2 separate regions of the Homo sapiens genome follow, and region 2 is linked to region 1. A link is a loop called in an ENCODE intact Hi-C map of the cell type or tissue named here. Cell type or tissue: heart right ventricle. All regions are shown on one strand.

Region 1 (2,500 bases):
GTGGTGAGCCAGCCGAGATTGGGCCACTGCACTCCAGCCAGGGTGACAGAGCGAGACTCTGTCTCAAAAAAAAAAAAAAAAGTCTAAATTATTTTTTTAAAAGATATTTTTTCAAGGCCAAAAGTCTTAATGGAAACAGCAGCAACTGATTCCTCAGTGTACCTGAATCCATGGACTTTGTTAGTATGTAAACAGAAGTGTCCAGTTGCTTAAGGCCTGTAAGGAAATAATAAAGTGAACAGAGAATGGGGGAGAATACAAGATCAGCTTTCGTCAGAGCAAAAAATAATTTTTTAATACTTCATTAAAATAATTAGGCCAAGCATGGTGACTCACGCCTGTAATCCCAGCACTTTGGGAGACTGAGGCGGGTGGATTGCTTGAGCCCAGGAGTTTCAGACCACCCTGGACAACATGGTGAAACCCTGTCTCTACAAAAAAAAATACAAAAATTAGTGGGGCGTGCTGGCACATACCTGTCATCCTAGCTACTTAGGAGGCTCAGGCAGGAGTATTGCTTGAGCCCAGGAGGCAGAGGTTACAGTGAGCTGAGATCATGCCATTGCACTGTAGCCTGGGTGACAGAGTGAGACCCTATCTCAAAAAAATAATAATCACAGTTAAGAGAAACGCAGGTAAAGAGGCAAAAACCTGTTACTGATGGGATGCATTGGGAGATGGTGTGGAATTCCCACTGGGTACAGCACCATTTGTTTATGAACAAAGATTCAAAGGTAAAAGTCCACCTTCCATCTCTCATGAACTATTTCACAATTACAACGTTCCATGTAGTGTGATGCAAGTTTTCAACACCCTGATGCTGAGAGCAGCTGGCTGGGGGTGGAGTGGGAGGGGAAGACGAGTGGGGACTGGAAGGGACAGTCCCCGCCAGTCCCACACTCATCTCGCTGAGTAAAGATGAGCCCCTAAGCCACGGGGGCCTCTGCTTGGCTAGTTGCTCTGCCAGCCCATTAATACTCGACTACTTAGTACAGGGGCCCGGACAGGGACAGTGCCACCCCAGGCCTGGACAGCACAATGCCAGGTAGTGCTTCTACTGTGCTGTGCCTGATTCACAGGCCTGATGGCTTCTCCAGGAGTCCCATCCTGAAGGCACGAGCTAGTCTATTTCAGGCAAGTTCTTCCTGTTTTCCAGCAGTCTCTGACTTACTTGGCTCCCCTCCCTCCTTCCTTACATTCCAGGCACAGATCTGTTTACACAACTGTACTTGATCTGAGAGAACAGTAGATGCCAGAAAAGGAAGCGCAAGCTCCCGCAGCTCCCCAGCACCCCTGCCTTCTTCCTCACCCACCCTTCCCTTCCCGCTCTTTCCCCTCTCCCCTTCCTCCTTGCCTTACTCACTGTTCATAAAATCTTTGGATCAGCCACAGAATCACATTCTGCAGCTTGAATCAAGATCTCCGGTCTCAGAGGAGACAACGCTGCACCCTCTGCTGACCTAGAAAATCTCCCCATCCTTCCTGTACATGGCATGTCTATTTTTAAAAGCCAGGAATAATTTTCTATTCCAGAATTTTCAATTGCAGTTTTTAAAATCTACCTAAAATGACACGGATGGATCTCAAAGTATCATGTTATATATGAAAGAAACCAGACGTTCAAAAGTACACTGTATGATTCTATTTTATATGAAGTTCAAGAACAGGCAAAACGAAGCCATGGTGATAGAGGTCGGAACCGTGGTTAAACCTGGAGTGTGGGGTATTGGCTGGAAGAAACGCAAAGACACATTCTGGATGTGGGAAATGTTTCATATCTTGATCAGGGTTGTGGTTACATGAGGGGTGTGTGTGTGTGTGTGTGTGTGTGTGTGTGTGTGTGCGCCTAAAAAGTCATCAAGCTGTACACTACATTGTGCACTTTGTATAAATTATATCTCAAAAAAGTACAGGAAAAAAGTTTCCCTGAAGTGAATGGACTAAACTGTGAATGCTGAGTGCAAAATAATAGATAGAAATCCCCCAGAGCCCTTCATTGAACAGAAGCCCAGAGAGGCTAAATGGCTTGCCTGCAGACACACAGCCAGTTAGGGCCAGACTCTGATAAGAGGCAACAGAATATGCTGCCTAGTTCCCTATGGCTGGGATAATTTCTTCTATCTAGGTAGTTTTCTTATTTTCAAAGGGAAGTTTTAAGGCATTTTCTTACTGGAAGGGGGTTGATCAGATTACAGCACCTGGACCCATCTATTCCATGAGATGTAGGTCAGAGTATGCTTAACACCTCATTCTACAATCTGTGGATGTCCACACCCTGCCCAAGATTTTTGCTGGGAAAATTGGAGTGGTGGGGTGTGTCAGGATTTACTCCTTCTCCTGTTCATATACTGTCAGGTCCCAAATCTCTGTTCTTCTCAGACTAAAAAGAAAAAAAAATACAGCTTCTTCTTTGATTTCCACATAGAGTCACAGAGCAGATATTTATCATGCATTTTAATCCAGCCTTCCTAGATTTGAGACCTTGAACACCTGGGAGTCT
Region 2 (2,500 bases), 260 kb after region 1:
GGAGGCTGAGGCAGGTGGATGGATTGAGGCCAGGAGTTACAGACCAGCCTGGATAACACAGTGAGGGCCTGTCTCTACAGAAAAATTAAAAAAAAAAAATTTGCTGAGTGGGGTGCTACACACCTGTAGTCCCAGCTACTAAGGAGGCAGAGGCAGGAGGATTGCTTGAATCCAGGAGTTCAAGGCATCAGTGAGCCATGATCACACCACTGCACTCCAGCCTGGGCAACAAAGGGAGACCATCTCAAAAAAAAAAAAAAAATGTGGACACGTGGGATGATGTGGGAGGTCGCCAGGAACACACTGTGAAGGAAGGACCAGGAGACCTAGATGCAGGGCAAGGACAGGGAGGACTCTGGTTCCCAGATGAAAGGAAGCTGCACTCACTGTGAAAATGGGAGGGGAGAAGAAGTCAATTCCAGAAAGAAGAGTTTCGGGGAAAAACTCTAGTAGGAGGTCACTAATGCCTCTGAGCCTCCCTGAAGTCAGAAGCACAGTGTTTTTGTCATTGACTTATTCCCATGTCCTCTGCAATAATGACTGCATGCTGAGCCAACAGTGACAGGCAAGTACTGGCTCAATGTTTAACCCAGCATCAGTAACATGCGGCTGACCCCAGTGCTGCGGAGGGAGGAGGACCAGAGATCCGGCCACTTCTGGAGAAGCACATCTGTGAGGCTAGATCAGCTATCTAAAAGGCAGGACATCAGGTGGGCTAAAGTGAAACCCAGGACTATGCCCACATTCCCCGGGAACAAAGAAAGGAACATTTTCCTTTTTCTAGGTTCTTATCCTGACCAAACACAGGCAAATGGGAAGGATGCTTAGTGCTGTTTATTCCATGGGGCAGAAGGCTCTCCTTTGGGAATAAACAAATAATGAGCTGAGCCTTGAGAAAGTTAAAAATCAACAGTCTAAATAAATCTATGGTTCTCAAACTCAGGGCCAAAGAGATCAAGAGTTCCCAGGAGGCTCCGAGAGGCTGTTGGGAAGACACCGGTGGAAACTGCTAACACAGCATTCTCAGCCTCTGCAAACGCTACCCCCTCCGCCATCCTTCAGACACTGCCCTCGGCTGAGCCAGGATCGGCAGTTCCACAGGCAGGACGCAGCTTACAAGCTGAGTTCTCAAAGACTCAGAGCTGAAGAGTTCCTGGACACTTTGACGACAATATCCAATTTTGAAGGGTGTCTGGGAGGGAGTGGAAAATGAGGCCCTGGAACAGCCCTGGGAGGGAGGAAGTCAGTCTGAGGAAGCTTCTGGGAACAGCTGCGGAGAAAAATATAGATCTGAGTGATGGGCAGGCCTCACAAAGGAATGGCAGCTTTCACACCAGAGGGTTTTTACTTCAGACAGAAGAAAACAATGGTTAGAAAAAGCTGCCAGTAGCGGTCAACCCAGGTACATGCTTTTTCTAGAAAGCTTTATGAACTCAAAGCAAATCTCAGTAGCCTCTATTTGAGAAACATCAGCTTTAAAAAAGCTGCCTTCTATTGATAAGAAAAGAACATTACTTTCTACCTAAGTGACATGATTAGAAACAATGGGAAACTTCTTGAAATATTTGTCTAAATTAGGTCTTTCTGTTTTTGAGAGGGAGTTCCACTCTTGTCGCCCAGGCTGGAGTACAGTGGCCCAATCTCGGCTTACTGCAACATTCACCTCTCGGGTCAAGTGATTCTCCTGACTCAGCCTCCCAAGTAGCTGGGATTACAGGCGCCCTCACCACACCCAGCTAATTTTTATATTTTTAATAGAAACGGGGATTCACTATGTTGGTCAGGCTGGTCTTGAACTCCTGACCTCAGGTGATCCACCTGCCTCAGCCTCCCAAAGTGCTGGGATTACACACGTGAGCCACCCCGCCAGCCCTCATGTTTTTTTACTAGAAAGTCAGAATGGAAAATATAAAAGGGGATAGAAATAGTGATATTGGGCGGGGCGCGGTGGCTCACGCCTGTAATCCCAGCACTTTGGGAGGCCAAGGCAGGCGGATCACGAGGTCAGGAGATCGAGAGCATCCTGGCTAACAGAGTGAAACCCCGTCTCTACTAAAAATACAAAAAAGTAGCTGGGCATGGTGGCGGGCGCCTGTAGTCCCAGCTACTCGGGAGGCTGAGGCAGGAGAATGGCGTGAACCCGGGAGGCAGAGCTTGCAGTGAGCTGAGATCGCACCACTGCACTCCAGCCTGGGCGACAGAGCGAGACTCCGTCTCAAAACAAAAACAAAAGCAAAAACAAACAAACAAACAAAAAGAAATCATGATATTAACATCAGAATTGCCAAACACTGAAGATTGAAATGATAAGCAAACTGAAATGCCAAACTGTTTAACCCAAAATGACTTCCTGGATCTGAAATACTTTAAAGGGGTAGAAATACATTTTCAGAAGTATTATTTTTCTTGACCTGTTAAAGATCTTTAAGTTTAAAATAATGAAAAATAATTCAGATTACTAAATATCGATATCCATATCCTAGGCAATATAGCACTCTGT

The links. Hi-C counts contacts between places; a loop is a spot of excess contacts. Peaks named below come from ENCODE experiments on the same cell type or tissue, not always from the same donor. Only the 100,000 strongest peaks of a DNase experiment are listed, where the experiment ranks them.
Region 2: a loop joins it to region 1, with 1.9 times the contacts of the local background. A loop is called at or near these places in 1 of 110 quality-filtered maps.

Annotation. Positions count from the first base shown.
Region 1 is chr2:106,029,402-106,031,901 of GRCh38, reverse strand. No RefSeq gene overlaps it. Among named protein-coding and RNA genes, the nearest start is that of ECRG4, 35 kb to the left of the region's middle. In heart right ventricle, no CTCF peak of the experiment used is centred here; a DNase peak (open chromatin) is centred at 1,081; H3K27ac peaks cover 2,500 bases.
Region 2 is chr2:105,770,658-105,773,157 of GRCh38, reverse strand. All of the region lies in intron 1 of NCK2 (NCK adaptor protein 2), which reads right to left. Among named protein-coding and RNA genes, the nearest start is that of NCK2, 27 kb to the right of the region's middle. In heart right ventricle, no CTCF peak of the experiment used is centred here; a DNase peak (open chromatin) is centred at 1,149; H3K27ac peaks cover 2,235 bases.